Regions from separate parts of the Homo sapiens genome. Here region 2 is linked to region 1. A link is an interaction called in ENCODE POLR2A ChIA-PET data of the cell type or tissue named here. Cell type or tissue: Caco-2. All regions are shown on one strand. Each heading gives the region's core, and the rest is flanking DNA. Links, peaks and the distances in the headings are about the cores only.

Region 1 (4,970 bases), core at 513-4,512:
AGAGGCATCTCTCCCAACCCGGAGGAGGTGCTCCCTGTTCTGCATTCAGAACACTCCTTAGGCACGGAAGTCATTGTCACTTGGTGCCATGTCCATAGGCTACTGAAAAGCATCACCCAAACACATCTGCACTTTAGGACCCACTATCAGAGTGACATAACTCACACTTCGAAGTCAGGCCGACCTGTGTCTAGTTGAGCAGTCTGGGTCTCAACTGGGTCAAGTGGGGATTAGACCATGTGAAAAATTTGCCAGCCAACCCTGGAGAGCCCCCACCTTCACTGTGTCTGCTTCTGCCTTTAATACTTTCTTCTCTGCACTGCGGTCTGGCCTGGGCTACCTGGCCCCCAGCACAGCCTCCTTGTTCCAGTGAGTAGCCATGCTTCTCCTGCTCCTTCTTGCCTGCTGAGCACCAGGTCACGTAGTTGACTGTGCCCTTGGCTCACTCTCTCTCCTTGCACTGGGTCTGAGGGCTTCTCTTCCTCTGCCCCATGCCTGTTCCTGGAGTTCCTTGGCGGTCTGTCCTCACTGTGCAGATGCTCCAGAGAGACTGAGCCTCCCCCACAGCTATCACCCGCTACACACAGGCACAGACTACCAGGGTATGAGCTCAGCTTGCACTCACTTCTCTCAGGAGCCCTCCCCATCTGCCACCCGGTTAGGCACACTTCCCTGTGCTGCTTCCTCACCACGCACGGCCCCACCAGAGAATCAACCTGCTTCGTGCAACTTCCCCTGACTTCATTTCCAGCCCCAATAGATGGCAACCATTTTAAGGACAAGTGTGGTTCTTGTCCTAGCACAGTGCCTGGTGCACAGCGGGGACTCCAAGTGTCTGCTGCATATCATCCACTCGTTCATTCACTTATTTATTCAAAAAATATTTAGAGAGCCTCTACCAGGAAACAGGCACTGTATGAAGCACTAGGAATTCAAATGAACAAAACAACTACCCACACCATCCCCTGGCTCCACTGGCATTACATTCAAGGAGGGGAGATGGACAATTAATAAAAAAAACATAAAAATACATCACGTGGTGTCAAGAGTTGTGAAGCAAGCACCAGCCAGGGAGGGGAGATGACAGGAGAGGGGGCCCTGCTGGACGCCATGATGAGAGGAGGTGAGCAGGCTGCACTCTGGCATCAGCTGGGGAGGGAGCAGTGTGTGGTTATTTGGGGACGGGCACTCCAGGTGGAGGGAAAGGCCACTGTGCTGCTGCTGATGCTGCCGGAGCGAGGCTGAGATCAAGAGATGGGGTCAACACAGGTCAGCAAGGGAAAGGACAGCCCATTTCTGCAACGCCCACCTGCGGCCACGATCTGGGCCTTTGCCTTCCAACCTACCCAGCCCAGCTGTTAAATGAAGAGTCTGAAGCCCAGCTTTTAGCAATGAAGCTTTGACCATTCAAATGAGCCAGATCCTAAGGGTAGGAGTGGGTGGGGAGGCTGGGTCCAAGGCCTCAGCTGCAGCCCACCCGGATCTCCAAAACCACAGCAGTTCCAGGTTTGAAGTCAGCCAAGAACTCATCGAAATCTGCAAGCAGAGAAGAGGGGACCCTGAGAAGGAATTTCAAACTCCACAAAGCAGATTAAAGCCAAAGTGACTCTGTGGCCCATGGCGTGTGTTCTACATTCACAAGAAGGAAAATTCAGGAAATGGAGCAAGAAGAGTGGAAAAGCTCCTCGCTGCCCAGCCTCAAGATGCAATAAATTGCTTATTTAAAATGCCTGTTTTCAGGCAGGTAAGGGGTTTTTGTCCTACAACTGTCATCAGTATAAATTAGTGGCTTCTCTCAACAGGGCTTATTTACTTAGCAAGTAAATTGGGTTAGATCATTGCTAAATTTTGCCATTTGGCACATATGATATTTATGCACTTAATAGCTTCATTAAGGAGGTTTCTGGGAGTCTATTACTGAGCAAGTCTATAGATCACTGGGCAATAAATTCAGAGAACGTTCCTTAGCATTCATCTAATTTGGCCATAGTTTTAATTAAGTGTTTCAGCTAATGATTTCCATTTATGTTTAATAAAATTTATTGCATAAAAATAAGTTATCAGACCCCAATTTAATTCAAGTTCTTCTAGCTGATGTGGCTGCCCCCAGCAGGGTGCAGTGTGTGTTAATGGGTGGCCATTTCCATTTGGAGGTTTCCACTGGGCTCTGAGTCACTAGTCAAGGACACGCAAAAAGGGTCCAGCTTCCTAGGATTACCTTAAAAATCATTTGCATGGAAAAAACAATGTCATAAAGTGACCCTTGACTGGGTGATACACACACAGAACGAGATCAACTGTAGGCAGCTACAAACAAAGGTTGTTTTTGGAAATGGTTCCAAAAATGCAGGTATGCATCCCAAATGCCACAGAGCTTGCCTCGGATTATCTGGCACTGTCTTCTTACTCTAAAAGCAAGCAATCCATCTCCTGACAGCGCCCACTCTTCAAGTGCATGGGCCCATTAAAGACAATTGTGCATTGCTCACTCCATGTGCAGACCTCACGGGCCCTGCTCTATGCACACTTCCTCTCTCAGAACCAGACCTCTGGGGCCTCAGGCTGCCCGGTGCTCATGACCGACAGCCATAGCCAGGTTCCTATCACACACCCCTACCAGCCCATCCCCGGGACTGCTCAAGATCGTCAAGGTCATGCCCCCTCCCCAGGGCAACCCACATCCAATGACTGACACATGTGGGGGTGCAGGCACCCTACCCTGTGGCCCCAGCTCAGAACAGCTCCGGGCAGCCGTCCCTGCTCCACGACACAACCCCAACCCTGGGGGCAGCTGAGGCCTTCCTTCGCCCAACCTCACTGCCTCCACTTCCCTGGCAGTGTGACCCTGAGAACAGCCCCATAAACCCTGTCACAGTCGGCCTCACAGGGATGCCCTCTGGCCTCTACCCCTCCTCAGCACCCTCACTGAGGCAGAGGGTGGTACCTTGCCCCCACGGGCACACACAAGGCTGTTCATCACAGCACTTCTTGTGAAAACCATAAATCAACCTAGAGACCCATCGAGGCTGTATAAAATGAGCAATATTTCCACAGCACAAACTCTCCTGCAGGTCTGCACGGAATTACCGGAAAATTCACAAAGCTATGTTGAAGGGGGGAAAGAGAGGGCCAACGATGAGGCCTTTTAGGTCAAAACAAAACCACTTGATAGATATTCTGTGGGAATCTAGCTAGCTAGCTATATCTATAATACAAACACATGGAAACATTCCGGAAGGAGACAAAGAACTGATGGAGATGGTCACCTCAGAAGGGGTGAGGCCTGAGAAGGGATCACAGAGAACAGGAGCGGGGAGACGTTTGATCCAAAAGGACTTTGCCTTTATCTGGAATGCTTCCATTTCCTTTTTTTTTTTTTTTTTACAAAAGAGTGTATTCATGTATTGATAACTAAATTAAATGTTAATCACTTTTTTGGAATGTGAGCCATAATATACTTAGGTTGGTGCAAAAGTAATTGTGGTTGTTGTCATTGAACATAATGGCCAAAACCGTAATTACTTTGGCACCAACCTCATAATTTTCTCCAAAATGTATGGATCGGATCATTTATGAGGATGAAAAGGAAAGAAGCACGTCAGAAATACTTAGATGTCATTAAGTGTCTGCTGTGTTCCTCAATTAGACGAAAATAATTGGGTTACTTGTAAAAAAGAAAGCAAACTATGAAAATATGTCTAATCCATGACACCAAGCTGTTACCAATTTACAAAAATCTTCAAAGAGCATTTCCCAAAACCTTGGGATTTTCTTATTGGAAATTCTCCATGACACTGGTGGTTGTTAAGAGATGAATCAAGTTGAGACTCATCAATGCAGTTTCCTGATTCTTGAAGCTGGGTTCTTTTCTTTTACAGTCATACGTCCCCTAACGACTGGGATACCTTCTGAGAAATGCATCCTTAGGCCGTTTCCTCCTGTGGGAGCCTCATAGAGAGAACTGAACGAACCTGGAGGTTACAGCCTGCTACGCACCTGAGCTATGTGGGCAGCCCCTTGCTCCTGGGCTGTAAACCTGCACAGCCTGTGACTATACTGAGTGCTGTACAGCAGGACTGTACTGAGTACTGTAAGCAACTGTAACACAACAGTATTTGTGTATCTAAACATAGAAAAGGTACAGTAAACATATGGTATAAAAGATAGAAAATGGCCCACCTGTATAGGGCACTTACTATGAACGGAGCTTGCAGGACTGGAAGTTGCTCTGGGTGAGTCAGTGAGTGAGTGGTGAGTGAATGTGAAAGCCCAGGACATCACTGTTCACTGTGTATACTCTATAAACACTGTACACCTAGGTTTTACTGAATCCATTTAAATTCATTTTTCTTTCTTCAGGCCAGGCACAGTGGCTCACACCTGTAATCCCAGCACTTTGGGAGGCAGAGGTAGGCAGATCACTTGAGTTTAGGAATTTGAGACCAGCCTGGCCAACATAGTGAAACCCCATCTCTAATAAAACTACAAAAATCAGCCAGGTGTGGTGTCACACTCCTGTAATCCCAGCTACTTGGGAAGCTGAGGCACGAGAATTGCTTGAACCCAGGAGGCAGAGGTTGCAGTGAGCCAAGATTGTGCCACTGCACTCCAGCCTGGGCAACAGAGACTCTCTTTCAAAAAAAGAAAAAATTTTTTCTTCAATAAAAAATTAACATTAGCTTACTGTAAATGTTTTACTTTATAAACTTTTTATTTTTTTAACTTTTTGTAATAACACCTTAAAACACATTTTAACTGTATAAAAATAATTTCTTTACATCCTTATTCTATAAGCTTTCTTCTGTAAAAGACAAGGTTGGTTTTGTTTTCGCTCTTAGTTCGTTAAAAACTAAGGCACAAACACACATATTAGCCTAGGCCTGCACAGGGTCAGGATCATCAATGTCACCGCCTTCCACCCCACACCTTGTCCCACTGGACGGTCATCAGAGGCTAAACAGGCTTGGAGC
Region 2 (4,970 bases), core at 327-4,326, 700 kb after region 1:
TAAGTTCTGGTTGTTTCTAACCTGGGTTTGAATGTTCAGCTTAAGAATTTCTCTGTAGCTTTCTAGCGATCCAATGGTGGGATCTCTTCATAATTGTATTAATGTTTCAAATGTAGGCTTTAATAAAGAGAGATTTGTTTTTAAAAATCATTCACCCTAAGAACAGGCAAAGTGTTCTATGGTGATACAGGTCAGAATGGTGCTGGGGAGGTTCTGGTGGAAAGGAGGCACACAGGAGCCTCTGGATCACAGACGTACTGTTCACTTTGATTGGAGTCTATGTGGAGGGCTGAATAACAGCCCCAAAGATGTCCATGTCTTAAATCTAAACCCTGAACCTGTAGGCATGTCACCTTACATGACAACAGGGACTTTTCAGATGTGATTAGGTTAAGGATCTTGATATGGGGAGATCCTCCTGGATTATCCGGGTGGGCCCAATGTCATCACAAGGAGCCTTATAAGATGGACACAGGAGGATCAGAGAGAGAGGAGCATTTAAGGATGCTACACTGCTGGCTTGGAAGATGGAGGATGGGACCATGAGCCAAGGAATGCAGGTGGCCCCTGGATCCTGGAAAAGGCAGGGAAACAGATTCATCCCTAAAGCCTCTGCAGGCATGCACTCCTGCTGACACCTTGATTTTAAGACTTCTGACGCCAGAACTAACAACAAATACATTTGTGTTGCTTCAAGCCACTAAGTTTGTAATTTTTAACAGCAGCATTAGGAAACTAACCCAGAGTATCTATATGTAAAAACACACTGACATACACACTTAAGATTCTCACAATTTGCTGCATGTCAGGTCAGATCTTGACTTCAGCGCTACTGGCCCTACAGGCCAGGTGACTCTGTTGTAGGGGGCTGTCCCATGCATTGGACGGTGTTTAGCAGCGTCCTGGGCCTATATCCACTAGATGCCAGGAGCACCCAACTTCCCACCCAATTGTGACAACCAAAAATGTCTCCCGATGTTGCCACGTGTTTTCTGGAGGGCAAACCACCTCCCTTGGTTGTGAACCAGTGCCATATGAGTATTATTCTTCATTATAAAGCAATGTTTAATAAATGCCATGTAAAATAAACAAAATAAAAACTTTAATCCTACCCTAATCAGAGCACCACAGAATATGCTTACTTTTACCCAAGACACAGATCACCCTGCTCCTTCGAGGAAAGCTTTGAGAGGAGTCTCTTGGCATTATCTTACAGCAGCATCCGGAAAACACCCTGGTTTCCCATGTGTGGGGCAAGGGCAGAGAGTGGCATGCAATGAGGATGTGCCAGCCTCTATAAGGGACTCGGGGTACCCTGGGCGCACTGAGGCACTGCAGGTGTGGGAGCTGGCCAAGGACAGGCTGCAGAGGCCCCACTCGCCCTGGGTTCTGCCGTGTTAAACGGAATTGCATAAATTAGACAGAACTCTGCCTGGGGCTGCTGAAACTGGAGCCCTGCTGAGTGGGGCACCTGGGCCTGGACAATGTGAGGCCCATACAAGATGCTGAAAGCTCCCAGGCAGTGACTTGGAGATGGAGTGTGGGTGGCTGATTAGCTGGAAGGAAAACAGAGTAGAAGGGACAGCTTTTGTTCACAAGAAGTCTCTGCCTGGCCATTTCCCTTCTATTCCACATACAAGGCCTCTTAACCCCAATCCTGGACTAATTCTCAGGAAATCTACCTTCCCCAATTACCTAATTGCTGTTAAATGATGTTTGAAGAGCTCAAAGAGGGCAGGGCCAGGGCTGACCCCTGAGTTAATTCTGCCTGCTCCCATCAGGGGCTACCTCCTTTGCTAGAGTGAGTCGTGCCTCCAGGGCCTCAGGGAGGGTGGGAGGAGGGAGGTGAGCGTGGCTGGCTTCTCTCAAACGGCCACCTCCAAAGGTCTCAGCGCATTCCCACTTGATGTGGGGTCAATAAGGTCACCTGAGAATTCAAAGGGGAGTAGATGCCAAGGGTCTGGAAACCTGGAGACAGACAGCAGCTTGATGCCTTGGGTGACAGCCTTGCAAACAAGGTCCAGCAGTTTCTGGATCATTCGGGTCCCTTCCACAAAGCAGCTCAAGATGGCACTAGAACACTTTCCCAGGCTGCAGGTGAACTGCGTTGCAGGAAGAGATTCAATCTCATCTGAATTTTGAGGACAAAAGAACTGTTTATCACAGTTTAGGGTGTAAGCCAAGTGCTGAAAACAGGATTGTGGCCCCAGATCTTGCCTGTATGAGAGGAGTCCATTTCTCCCTTTTGTTTAAAAATGAGTGGGGTCTATCTTCATGCACCTTAGCAAGTCAGCAAAATGCTGCAAAGAGAGTAACCCTTTCATTTGTGTTCCCAGGCACTTTACTCCTGAGTGCTAACTGGTAAAGAAAACATTCTATCCCTCTGAAAGGGGCTTCAGGAAGGAGGGGCTCCAGGGAGAGGAATTTGGGGTCGGACTCTTGCAGGACACGGTGGTAGCAGCTGGTGGCTTGCTGGTGTTTACTGATGAGGCTGTTTCTCCCTCCTCCTTCCAGGCAGAGATGAAATGTACAGAATGGCCCAGCTGTTGAGAAGGCTTTTTGCAAGGTATTTAACAGATGGTGGTCACTGCCCAACATAGCAGGATCAAGGGAAAAAAAACAGACTCTTGCAATTATGAAACCTACAGCACCCTTGGTAACCTGGCATGAAATTTTGCCATCTGTGCCTTACTCTGCGAAGCAGCTAGACGCCCTGCTGGGCTCCTCGGTGCCATTCCTCCTTCTTGAAAGAGGTCCCTGGCACGGTCATGAGAGCTCCAGCATCTGGAAGCTTCTGACCGAGTCCTGTCTGGTGGGAGAAGGGAAGAAATCGGCCCTATCCAAGTGTTTATTATTCACACTTCTTGGATTATTAAACGTTAAAATATATGAAAATGCAGATGTTCTTTTTATGATCCAAGAGTGTGAGGTTTAGACAAAAAGCCTCTATTGAGTTTGGCCCGTGCTCCCCCGACACCGAATCGGTAGGGTGGGGTTTTCTCTGACTGCTGCTTTGGAAAGTTCTCCCAAATCATTTAATTCGGGGAACCAAGAGGTCCCAACACCGTGTGCTGTGCATGCAGCCTTCTTACAAGGGATCTCTCGAGCATTCAACAGGATGGTCTCTGCCCAGGTGGAGAGATGAGTGTGGGGGCTGGCAGGGATGCACCCAGGTCAGTGGGGCACACAGTGGGCCACGGAGAAGCAGAGGTTCCTGCACAGAGAGTCCCGGGTGCCCCTAAGTGGGGCCCTGAATCTCTCTCTGTCAGTCTTTCCATCTGTAAAATGGGGCTAATGATACCAATATCTGCCTCAGGGATCCTCAACCTCTGTCCCCAGAGGCCAGCAACTCCCTCCAGCTGTGACAACCAAAGATGTCTCTAGACATCGTCAGACACCCCTGCCCTACCTGGAAAGGTGTTCACGGGGATTCCATAGGTGAATACACGCAAAACCCTCACAACAGTACCTCGCACGGGAGGTGCTTTTAGAAAATGTTCTCAGAATTGAAGTGCAAAGGAGGCCTCGCTCAGAAGATGGACGAGACTCGAAAGCTCCCTGCTGCTCCTCCCACTCCGCAGGGCCCATGGCTCGCTACTTCCAGATGGTGGTGGAGTTGCACAGCCCCAGCTGTTCCCGGGACCCTTATTTTTGCTCGGTGTCCACCGTGTCTGACGGTCACAGTGCCAGGTGGCAGGCTATGCTCTCATTTTTCCCAGGTGCCCAGGGCAAAGTTGTTCCCCCTCAGCAGACGTCAGGTTTCGGATGATCTGCCAGGGGCTGTGCGCCACCGGCCCTGTTCTCTCTCCGGCTAGTTCACATTCAGGGGGAGGGACGTTCTTTCCTGACACTTACTGGCCTCTTCTGGGAAGCTGAGGACGCCCTTGTTCTGGGCCTGGTGATGGCACTGCAGAAACACTGGCGTCTCCTTAACAAGGCCCGGCTTCCGCCCGAGGGCACACAATGACACTGTGCAAAGTCTCTGCCATTCTAAGTGCAATGGAAATTCCTTCTGCAATAACAAAAACCCAGGAACAAAATGCTCCCCTAATTAGAAACACCAAGCCATTCTCTACATGGCCTTGGAAGAAGAAATGTTGGAGGCAACGGGGCCTAGAAATACCTCAACGGGCCCAGAAATCCCTCAACGGAAAGGGTCTGAAATGGCAACTGGAGATGGGGCCCGAGGCCAGCTACAGCCTGGCGACAAGGACGGGAAGGAGGAGGCCGGCAAGGGAGGAGAGGGTGGGAGAAGACACCTGGCTGGGCCAGACGGCCCTCACATCTGCTTAGGAGGCTACGTCGGCATGTTTGGTAAATACTGTCTGTGGGCAAAGACGTGGGCCCTTCCAGAAGAGGGCCGTGGCATTTGCCACCCTTTGGCAATGCAACTTAGGAGTTGAATTATGAAGCCCCAGATGGAGCTACAATTTGTCATCTGCAGCTTCTCTGGAAAAGTCAAAAGATCTGGCAATGCTGGCTGTGTTCCCATGCGGTGGAAGGTGGGCGTAGGGGGCTTGGGGGAGCTGAGAGCGCTGGTGCAGCTCTGGCCCTGGGGCCAGGGCCCAAGGAGAGGCCCTTGATCCGGGCAACAGTGAATGTGTACCTGATGGCTCCAGACACAAGAGGAAGTTGGTGTCCAAAAGGCAGACACTTCGAGGCATCAACTTCCCATCGTAATTTCAAAGTGAATCCATGAAATGGGGTAATAGAGTGACAGCTGGAGATGGTGTGTCTCTCATGAGGGGGCCCTGCATGCTTATCTCGGGTGGCCTCCTTCAGTCCCCAGAGCCCGAACACTGGGGTGGGTGGAAATTAAACATTAATCAGCTTCTTCAGGGGTAGTTTACTTGCTGAGCCAACATGAATTTCTTGGCAATTTTTTCTCACTCTCAACAGAGACTCTCATTGCCTCTCAAACAGCTGCCTTTTAAAACTACTTTCTTTTTTTAAATTTTATTTTATTTTAG

What was found. ChIA-PET counts read pairs that join two places held together with the same protein. Peaks named below come from ENCODE experiments on the same cell type or tissue, not always from the same donor. Only the 100,000 strongest peaks of a DNase experiment are listed, where the experiment ranks them.
Region 2: POLR2A ChIA-PET joins it to region 1 with 5 read pairs; 1 of 35 experiments calls an interaction of 5 or more read pairs at or near these places.

What each region holds. Positions count from the first base shown.
Region 1 is chr20:60,108,876-60,113,845 of GRCh38, reverse strand. No RefSeq gene overlaps it. Among named protein-coding and RNA genes, the nearest start is that of MIR646HG, 27 kb to the left of the region's middle. RefSeq lists an enhancer at 2,110-2,649. In Caco-2, for the core only: no CTCF peak of the experiment used is centred there; DNase peaks (open chromatin) are centred at 595 and 2,685.
Region 2 is chr20:59,410,071-59,415,040 of GRCh38, reverse strand. No RefSeq gene overlaps it. Among named protein-coding and RNA genes, the nearest start is that of EDN3, 110 kb to the right of the region's middle. In Caco-2, for the core only: a CTCF peak has its summit at 2,051; a DNase peak (open chromatin) is centred at 1,990.